Regions from separate parts of the Homo sapiens genome. Here region 1 is linked to region 2. The links are chromatin loops, found by intact Hi-C in ENCODE. Cell type or tissue: dorsolateral prefrontal cortex. All regions are shown on one strand. Links, peaks and the distances in the headings refer to the core of each region. The heading gives the core; the rest is flanking DNA.

Region 1 (5,379 bases), core at 296-5,295, 49 kb after region 2:
CCATTAATTAATTAAAATAAAAGACATTAACCTAATGCAATATTCGGACTTTTGAGGCCATGAGGAAACAACACAGAAGGGTCTTAGAGGATATTAAGGAATCATTGTCACTTGTGTTAGGTATGATGATGACATTGTGGTTGTGCTGAGGTGATGTATCTGTTAGAAATATATACTGAAGAATTTAGAAGTGACACGATACAATTGCTAGGCTTTGCTTGAAAACACACCAGCAAGAAGAACACCCCCACAAAGAAGCTGAGGGCTGACAAAAACAGAATGCTGCTAGTCATGGAAGCCGGGTGATGGATGCACGAGAAGTCATTTTACTATCTCTACTTTGTCATATGTTTGAAAAAATATAAATAAAATCTGAGAAAGATACAAATATCAGACTAACCTAGTCCCTTGAGTAGGCTGGGAAAGGGTCTTATGTCAAAAGAAGAAACATTTTTTCAAACTCATAGAGCCAGAGGATCCTTAAGAAGTCACTTTAATCCAGCTTATCAACTCTGAGCATATTAACAAATATTTATGAAATACCTATTTTGTGCCTGGCACAGCAATAAACAAGACAGACGCACACCCACATGAAGGTTTCAAGTTAGACCACATCTAAGGCATCCAGCCTCTTGAAATCCTTTCTGAATAGGACAAGGAATAGCAAATTAATAACGACAACACACTCATGCAGTGCTCTGCCAAGCACTTTACATGTATGATCACCTTCAATCCCCGTAACAGCCCTATCATGTAGGTAGGTAGGCAGCAGTATCATCTCCCTTTTACATGTAGTTGTATGTAATTTTAAATGAGGCATAGAGCAGTTAAGTGACTTGCTCAAGGTCATCTACCTAGTAAGTAGTATAGGTGAGATCTGAACCCAGGCAATCTGGCTCAAGGGCTTTCGAGCCTATACTCTGAGCCACCGCACTATGAATTCCAAGCCACTCTGGCTGGAGTTAGCTCAATTTAAGTACCAAAAAGATCTGGACAGGCCTGGCAGGCAAGAGCAAGAGGACATTCTCGGCTAGACCTGAAAATGTTCTTCAGCACTTAGCACCAGAATAATGGCACTGAAAGGATGAACACTCCAGGCAAAGGTGATGACCTGGCCCATCTCAGCAATTCTGCCAATACTGAGTCAGCAACAGGGTGGCAGGCATAGCTGGGCAGGACAGATGACCCTTGCTCTCTGACAGTAGCAGGCACACAGCCAGCCGTGGTGCTGGCTAAACCGAGACAGTGGGCGACACCTCCCTATCTTCCCATCCCATGCTGCACTGGAGATGCTCACTTTGCACCTCCACTCCTAATGCAGAGAGGTCTGGGTTAGGTACTTTCCGCATACCTTTAGGTGTCCTCCCCCGCAGACTGCCTTCACCAGTTAGTAGACGTGCCCCTTGATAATCCCACATCCTTGCATCTCATCATGCTCCTATGCCCTCAGCCTGGGCACTTTGGGGCCAACTGGTAAGTCAGGGCTCCTTGTAGTGATCCAGAGCTTCACATATTCCCTTCACCTCTGAGGTACTAATGACCATTTCCTTGAATGGATTATGATATTCCCATCAGGTCAGTAGCTCCTCCCTTCCTCCCCAAATTCAAATCTGGGATCAAAATAGTTGACAAATGATCTCTGCTTAAAACTTGACAAAACTCAAAACTGGGCAGAAGCTAGAGTCACCTTCAGGTCCCATGAATCATATCTGTTCAAGCCCACAAGTCCCTGGGAGGCCTGCAACAACAAAGATAAGAAAGGGTAACCTGTCTTCTCTCATCCGCTCCAGAACAGAATCTCAACTGGAGCTCCTAGGTCTCCAGCACTTATCTGTCCTTCTTCCCAGGCTCCCTTCACCCTCCTGTGATCTCTATGCAGGCAACCTTGGGCCCAGGACTACTTGTCATAAAAGGAATGGCCTGGCCTCAGTCAGGACTTCTTTTGGATTTTTAAAAATCTAAACAAAGAACTACAATCTGCTTTCTAGCAGTTTCATCAGAGCAGCTTTGGGATGAGGCTCCACCATTCTTTCTATCCACTCTAGGGGACTGCCTCCCAATCTCAGACTTAGCAAGGAGTTAAAACATTAGTTGCTTTCTTTCAGTCATTCAACAACTATATGTTAAGGAGCTGCTGGTGCCAAGAACAATTCTGGCAAATGAGTGAAATAAAAAGTAGAAAAGCAGGATTTAGAAACAGCTCTCTACCCCCTAATCAATGCTAAGCACATTTCCATAGCAAGCCAGCCCAGGCACTGAAGGCAGATTCAACATGGAACACATCACCAATGCCTTTGTCCCAAGCAAGAAGCTGCCTCCTACAGCGTTAAGGCAGACAGCCAAGACACAGAAAGGGTTTCATTTGAGAAGAAACTAACAATTAGTCAGGATACACACTTAGGATATTCATTAACAAGAAAGCAAATATGCTGGATATTTAACTCCCTAAAGCAGTTTTCCTAACAATTTTCCATGTCCAAACTTAACTTTGATGGACCAAATAAGACTGTAGGCCATGGTACAGTAAACAAAGGCATTAAATAAAAAGAATTTTCAAAGTAAAATTATTAAGATTGTATTTAAATTATACTTTCATTAAACATAAGATATATAGATGGCTGTCAAATAATTTAAAGCTAGCCCACATTTTATACTCAAAAATCACATTTTCCTATGATTAGACATAAGTATATATCTTTTTTTTGCCTAAAGACAAAAGAAAAATCTATACTGACCAATCATGGTACATCATGAGACAATTAAATCGTTGTTAATAACAGAAAATCAGTATAGTAAAAAATAGTTTGATCACTGAGGTCTTTGCAAAAAGTTTATCATTTAAGTCTGCCAGCTGGCTTTTATTATCCAGCTGGTCACTAAGTTTATAGCCTTAAAAAATAAGACAACTCAAGTAGAGATAAAAAAAATTAATCATGCCACAAAGGACAGGAGCTCTCCTGAGTAGATCTCACCTCTTTATTTTTTCTGCCTTTGTCTGCCTCCTACCACCACTTCTCAAAGCAAATGTGTTCTTTGGGTACATGGTTGTTTTCCAGTTGCTTGGAGAAAAAGTCTGTCATTGGAGGTGGGCCACAAATATAGAACAAAGTCTCTTTTGAAATATGATCTCTTATCTCCTTCTCCGTTATTCTTCCTTCTACCAAAAACCAGAATAAACACCAAATTAAGCCAGACATGGTTGTATCAGCAAATGAGGAAGGACTAACCACAATTCAGATACAGTGTTTATTTCCAAGTTCAGTGAGTCTAGTCTTCTTAAGCCATTCACAGTATGGCTCCTATTGGCATCTGGGCCCAGACCCAAGCAGAGTGCATCTCCAGGCTTCCTAAACCTAAGCAAGCAAAGTGGGAAGCTCATCGTAATGCACTCTGCAGAAAGGGCCAGCTAGCTTACTGGTCTTTGATGGAGATACAAATTGCCTTCAGCAAAGGAAGTAACTGTTTTATAAAAATCCTTTCAGAGGAAATTATGAGTTGTTTAAATGACCATTAATGGCAAATGGAATCAATTCAGCCAAATCTGGAATATAAATTATTTGTATGGACACTACAGTGATGATGCAAAGGCCTCTTAAAAAGTGTGAAAAGTACACTTTTAACACAGGCAATAGGAAACCTGTATATAATGAGTAAACCCAACTAAATATCCATTTTTCCATGAGGAATCATCCCAATTCCCCAGATAGTGACATTCCCAGCCAGCAGCTTCCAACAATAAAGCATCTACGCTCAACCAACTGGTGTGTCCATCAAATAACTGCATGGAGATAGTCAAAATATCTTTAGGGGACTCACCCGTGATGTATGGCTTGAGTTCCGCATTGATTTGTGTAGTCTGTTTTGTAACATGCAAACTGCATGCAATCTTCTCAGGAAATTCATTTACTAAATCAAGGATATTTTTCTGGAATGTCAAACATATTTGGTCACACTACAATTTTAAAAAATCAAAACAGATGTGCACAACCATTGACGCTGAACCTCAACTCCCATTCTGCACACGTCTGCCGCTCTCGCTCTCTACTTAGAGAGATATTGTTTGCAGCCTAGCAGGCCAGAGCATTCAGACTACAGAGGGCTATTTGGCTTTAATTGAAATCTGAATATGCTAACAAGCATATTACCAACTCTCCGGGAGTTTTTTCTTTTTCCTTTTTCTCAAGCATTGGCAATTAAGCAGCAGTTTCACTGACCACAGTTGTGTCTTTTAACTGTTTCTGTTCTTTTGTTCATTCCTGCAGCTGCAAAGCAATCCCCAGTGAAAGCTTTCTTCATCAAATGCACTTAGTTTAAACAGATGCAACTGACAGGGGTTTCATTTACCCAGCTGGGTCCAAACTGTCTAAGTCTTACCTACTCCTGTGATACACTAGTCCACTGTAGGTCTCTTGACTGGAATCTCGGGACCCTTGTGACTTTTCTGTTCATTTAACCTCCAGATTCCATCCCACCAAAACCTACCCTTTCCTGTCACCTAACTGCTAGCCTCTTCAACACTAGCAGTTTTACTTGTCTTGGGTAAGGTGTGTTGGTTAGTTCTCATTTAAGCATGATTAAATCTTGCCAAGCCTTTTGTTTGAACCTTTGCAGAGAAAACAAAACCTAGAGAAAAAACTTTCATGAACAATTAATACCACTACACAAGTTTGCTTACAGCAAGCTATACCTCCCTTACCTTAAACAGGAGTTCGCTGGTATTTTTTGCACTGTAGAATAGTTTTATTGTTCCTATCTCATATCCATTTCTTTTGTTTGCCTGCTCTCTGAGGAGATCTGCTGCGTGCCGCAGGATGGAAAGCAGAGGGTTAATTCCGACTCCTCCTGCAATCAACACGAGGTTTCTAGAGGCATCCGCAGGCTGAGGGTCAAAGAAGAACTCTCCACCCACTCTCACAGCCACTTCACAGTCAAGTGTACACTAAGGCAGGAAAGAAAAGACCTTTTAGTCTTTTGTAGCAAAGGTCTTAAACCAAATGTTCTACTTTAATAAAACTGGGTCTATCTCCTGTATTATCAGTATTTAAGACTATTTTTATAGCTTGCTCCCAATTTTCCCGATGCCCTGTGAATTGATTCCACTTGCTCATTTTATAGGCCACAGGCTAATCCACCTTCGTAATCCATAATGAACAGCCATTCCAATACTGAGAAAAGGAGATGTGCTTCAGTGATTTCACCATTTGTTAACTTCTTAGGCGATGAACTGGATTGAGGAAAGAGGCAATGGACTCAAAGGCAGGGTACAGCTCTGAAGTATGGGTCTCCTTTATCTGAGTTGTGTTCCTGTGTTCTAACCAAAGCTGAGAGAAACAGGATGTGGCAAATGTCACTAGACTGCCTGCCCTGGGTTCATCAAGG
Region 2 (5,379 bases), core at 50-5,049:
GAACCAAAGAGGGACGAACTAGGATATTTGGTGGAAGAAATCACTAAGCAAAGTGTTCAGGGTGCAGTGTAGCTGTTCTTGGCTGTTGATAGTAAAATGCAGGAAGAGAGAAACAAACTGAAAATGGAGTTTGTAATCAAAAGGGAAGCAGAGCTTAAAGATTGTGAAAATTCTCAGCCTGGCTTCGTTGTCAAGAATGAGAAAGTGTATTCAGAAGACAAAACCAAGGTTGGCCAGGCTACTGTTTGATAGGGAGATTGGTGCTGGTGGAAGGATGCCATATGCTATTCACCAAGACAACGAAAGGAAGACCTGAAGGCATTTCTGAGATCATCAAGGCTGCTGCTCCCATCAGAGGCCTGGAGTGTCAATGCCTGGGGGACAGAACTGTGTCAAAGGAGGTGACTTGGGCATCCTCAGTACCTTCAGGCTTACTGCCCAGTGCTGTCTCAAGTTTCTGCTCCACGCAGTCAGGCTAACGCAGCCTCTGAGATTGACATCTCCTGAAAGCAGATGGAGGAGAGATCTTGTGGGAAGACTGTAACTCCTTGGTTTATGGGTTTCTTTTCCTCTTTGCAGCTGGTGGAAACAACCTTCAGGAGTCAGCTCTTAGGTCACCTCCTGCAGGGTGAAAGACCCCTCCTCTGTGTTCTCATAACTCTCTGGGCATGACCCTATCACAGCTCCTGTTGTACTCTATCCTTGTTATTTGTCCACTTTCCTCCCTCCGTTGTGAGTTTCTTGGTCTGGGAATATTCATCTTTGTTCTCCAAGGCACTCCAGTAAATGCTTGCTGATTGGGTTGAAGGCTTTTTGGTTCAGCCCAAGGTAGACTAGTGTTTCTCAAAATTGAGCTTGTATCAGAATCACCTGGAGAACTTTTTAAAACACAGCTATCCAGGCTCTACCCCTATTTCCTATTCAATGGATGTCTTAGTCTGCTTGGGCTGCCATAACAAAATACCAGACTAGACGGATTAAACGACAGAAATTTCTTTCCTCTCAGTTCTGGAGGCTGAAAAGTCCAAGATCAAGGTTCTGGGAGGGTTTGGTTTCTGGTGAGGGCTCTCTTCCTGGCTTGCAGATGGCTTCCTTCTCACTGTATCCTCATATGCCCTTGCCTCTGAGCACGCACAGGTGGGAGGGGGCTACTCTGGTGTCTCTTCTTATAAGGACACTAATCCTGTTCAATCAGGGTCCCATGCGTATGACTTCATTTAACCTTAATTACTTCTGTAGAGGCCCCATCTCCAAATACAGCCAAACTAGGGCTTGGAGCCTCAACATACGCATTGTGGGAGGATAGAAAACATTTAGTCTTTAACGGTGGCTCTGAGATGGGGCCCAAGAATTTTCATTTCTAAAACATTTTCAAGTGAGCTGCTGCTGCTGGTGTGGGAACCCCACCTTGAGAATCCCTGTCTTAGGGGAACTAAGTGTAGACAGCTCTGTAACCAGCACAGCCCAGCAATGTCCAGTCCGGGACAGGTTCCCCCGCACCTCAGCTCTTTGAAGAGGCTCCGTCAGACCCTGACTTGGGCCTGCAGACAGCCCCTCTCCTGCCTGCCCCTCTCTAAGGCTGGGGGCATTTTTCCAGCTCTCACGTCTTCTACCCTTGAGACCCAGCTACTTCTTTTCCCCACCCTTTTGGCCTCTGGGAAAGATTTTTCCTTTTTAAGGCCTGAGCAGGTCCCTTTTGGCTTCTAGTTAACTCTGCTTTTCTGGTAACCACTGTCCTCCCAGGCAGGCCTATAATCTCTAGCTCTCCGACCACAAAACGTCCCTGCCCAGCTCTTTCTCATGTCTCACAGTGGGGACTGGTCTGTCCCTTTCCTGCCTCTTTCCTCCTCCTGTGCTGATCCCTCAGCTCTGTGTAGATGTGCCATTCCAATTCCACCCTGTCTCGCTGGCTTCCCTCTCTCTTCACGTGCATGGACACACGAAAATGTAGTGTGCGGACAGTGCAGCACGTTGGCAAGACAGCGGAGATTCCAGAGTCTGGCCTGAGTGTGCATCCTGCCTCTCTGATTCCAAGCTGAGTGACAGACTATGTGAAAAGTAAACCACACCTGCTTTTTCTATTTTCAGTTGTATAAATGGGGATACTGGTAACAACCTCTCAAAATTGATGAGAATTAAAAGAGAAAATATATTAAAAAGTTGTGAATGTAGGACTGGGCACATAGTAAGCCCTCACTACATACTGCTTTCTGTGTCAGTCACCTGGTATCATCAGTGAGACAGATCCTCCCCCCATTGCCTTCGTTTTATGCTAAAAGCACAGAGGAGGTTGGGCTAGGGAACCTGTAGAGTCAAATACAAATAATTGCATTTTGCTCGGTTGGAAACCTACAGCCTAAAATTAAAGGCATTTGTAAGATAAATGTCTATCCATAGGGCATTTATAACAGGTATTTTGTTTACTTTCTTTGAGTTTACAGTCTAGTATGTGAGCAGAAAGGGTAATTCTTGGAAAGGAAAGGAAAAAACTACATAGATGAATAGGTAAAGAGCAAGATACAGAGACCCTCTTCTTCCCTCTGAATCTGTTTATCTTTGAGCCTGACAGCCCATCAGAGCTTATAGACACCACCAGGTGCTACCTGAGCCATAGAGCCTTTTCCATGTTTATCCCTCTCCCTGGAATATGTTCTAGCATATCAGTGCTTATCGTGAAATTTGGTGCCAGAATGGAACATAAGAGAGTAGAAAAAGCACTTACAGCTGATGCAATTGGTATGGTGGCTGGTGGGTTAATTGAAAAAGCCAATTAAAGAGACCCAAAGCAAATCAGATTCCTATCTTACACATTTTATTTGAATGTAAAGTATGTAAATACATGTCCATTTGCCAGTCTTTTTGAGTTGAGTGTCTGCTGAAGTAGAGTTCTGCCTCATCTTTCTCATATAAACCACACCCAAAGTGTGCTGGCTACAATGCCCAGTGTCAGTTTCTTTAAAATATCAATGGAATCTGACTGCAGAATCCATGTTTTCATGATTTTTTTTTCTAGTCTTTCTAGTCCCCTCACCCAACACACCCCTAATTCAGCCAGTTGTTACTTTTTAGTGATTGTTCTTTGCTGAGTCTATTCAAGGAATTCAACTTAGTTTTTTGAGAAACAACTTGTTTTTGCACTTATAGTTTATATGCTTTTAAATCATTTAAATTAAGACATGTAATTAGGATAATGGGTCTAACTTATATACAGCTTACCCCTGAAGTGCTCAGTTGGTGAGGTCAGAAGGGCATGAGCATCCTAGAAAGCAGCTGCTACCTGCGAGGACTTGACTTCTGTCAGGGTGGACTTGTATTTCTGCAAGTACAGCCTCAGGTAGAATGGCTTAGGGTATCATTACAGCCTCTGCAACCCCGCAGACTTTGTCATGAGGCTCTGGAGTCAGCTCTTCTCCACTCTCTGCCTGCGTATTCAATCTTTTGTTGAGTTAACCCCCATTTTATTTCATACTATTCGCTTCTGCCCATTTCCCCAGCCTGTCAAGACATTTCTGATCATGGATATATCATCCTTCATTCTGGGGATCTTCCAGCCTTGGCTTCCCTGAAGGCTTCATATGTATGGAGGCTCCTGACTGGTCTCAATGGCAAACAGACTGGATCAAGGACACAGTCCTTGGCGCGCTGCAGGAATCTCTCCACCAGTGCCTGACACTAACCCAAACCATTCTGCAGTGGATTCAGGTGGCCCTGTTGTTCCATCTTCCATTCCTCTATTGTATTTACATGAAAGGCTCGATGACACACTTTTCTGTAACTGAAACCTACTCTGGCCTGTAACCCTGTCTCATAATCCTGTGAATCCTGTGTAATAACACATTAGGTCTCACTTGTTCTTCATGAAGTTCTGCAGGTTTCTGGGGCTCAAGCTTTTGCTTTCAAAGGCTCCCAACCATCTCTTTAAGAATCCACTCTAGGATTTGCCAGGGAGTAACATCAATTTCTATGGTTTCTAGAATTCACAAGGGAGCCAATATTTGTTCTTTTTAAACCATCTGGCTTTTTTCTTCTATTGCCACAGTTTCTCCAAGATAATTACTTTGGTTCTGAGATCATAGTCTTTAGTGCCAAAGACAGCAGTTCTCTGCCTTTTTCCTGTGATAGGGATGATTTTCCTGTGAATAATCACTCCCATGAAAGGCCCAGGAATCAACACCCAAACCCCTCCCAGGCTGCATCTCCATCCTTTCCCACTGCAAAGCAAATCATAGCACAGGTGAGTAACGAGGAAGTCAGAATAGCCTCAGATCTACTTTAGCAGCGCCTTCAGTACTTTGACTTTTATCAAATTCTTGTGTGCCACTCACCTTGACAGTTACACACCTGTTTACAGAATAGTATGTATGGATGAGTGCCTTTTCCTTTAAAAAAAAAAAAAAAGTGATTCATCTCAGCTTGAGCTCATTTAAAATTTTCAAGTTTGCTTCAGAGGGCAAACTGCTAACATCTGTTAACAATTTGAAATGCCCACGCCCATCCATGACTCAGCAATTTCATACTTCATGTCCATCTCTTCTAAAGAAACAAATGCATGTGTTCACAAGAAGGCATAGACAAGGATATTATCTCAGCATTACTTGTAATATCAAAAAAGGTAATAATGTTCATGTCCATCAGTAGGGGAATGGTTAAACAAAGGATAATATATTCTTATTATAGATGAGGTCATTCTGTATAAGCTGACATGGAAGGAATTACAGGAAATGTTAAACGAGAAAATTAAGTTGCAGAATTGTCCTGTGATGGTTAATTTTATGTCAGCTTTGTTGGGCTATAGTACTCACTTACTTGATCAAACACCAATCTAGATGTTGCTATGAAAGTATTTTTAGATGTGATTAACATTCCACTCAGTAGAAGAGTAAAGCACATTACCCTTCCTAATGTGAGTGGACTTCAATCAGTTGAAGGCCTTAAGAAAAAAGATTGAGATCCCGGAAGAGGAAGGAATTCAGCCTGCAGACTCAAAACTGCAACATCGACTCCTGCTGGAATATCCAGCCTGCTGGGCTACCCTGCAAACTTTGGATTTTACATCCTCCACAGTCATGTAAGCCAGTTCCTCAAAATGAATCTTTCTAGATACAAGATAGCCTACTGATTCTCTTTCTCAGGAGAATCCTGATGAATCAGATACAAATGCTGTGATGCCATTAATGGGGAGAAAACTTCACAGTCTCTTAGACTTTAGCCAAATTTGTCTCCTTGTAGAAAAGCAAGTAAAATAGGAGTTGAATAATCCCATTTTTATTGTCTTGAACATACCCTTTTCTTGTGCAACTTCTTGCTTTGAGCATGATTTTAAATGGCGTATGTGTATACGTGTGCACACATGCACATACGTAGTTCACATACCTCATC

What was found. A loop is a pair of places that touch in the nucleus more often than their neighbours do. Peaks named below come from ENCODE experiments on the same cell type or tissue, not always from the same donor. Only the 100,000 strongest peaks of a DNase experiment are listed, where the experiment ranks them.
Region 1: it touches region 2 in a loop (2.0-fold over the local background); 6 of 110 quality-filtered maps call a loop at or near these places.

The regions. Positions count from the first base shown.
Region 1 is chr3:16,301,186-16,306,564 of GRCh38, reverse strand. It overlaps OXNAD1 (oxidoreductase NAD binding domain containing 1), which reads right to left. Exons shown (of 9, transcript NM_138381.5): 7 at 4,697-4,939; 8 at 3,817-3,925; 9 at 478-3,157. The coding sequence ends at 3,003. LOC107986065 (a long non-coding RNA gene) reads left to right here and starts at 4,934. Exons shown (of 2, transcript XR_001740608.2): 1 at 4,934-5,379. RefSeq lists enhancers at 3,890-4,469, 4,470-5,051. In dorsolateral prefrontal cortex, for the core only: no CTCF peak of the experiment used is centred there; a DNase peak (open chromatin) is centred at 2,280; H3K27ac peaks cover 3,807 bases.
Region 2 is chr3:16,349,512-16,354,890 of GRCh38, reverse strand. All of the region lies in intron 7 of RFTN1 (raftlin, lipid raft linker 1), which reads left to right. It also overlaps a transcript of OXNAD1 not described here. Among named protein-coding and RNA genes, the nearest start is that of OXNAD1, 87 kb to the right of the region's middle. In dorsolateral prefrontal cortex, for the core only: no CTCF peak of the experiment used is centred there; no DNase peak of the experiment used is centred there; H3K27ac peaks cover 1,605 bases.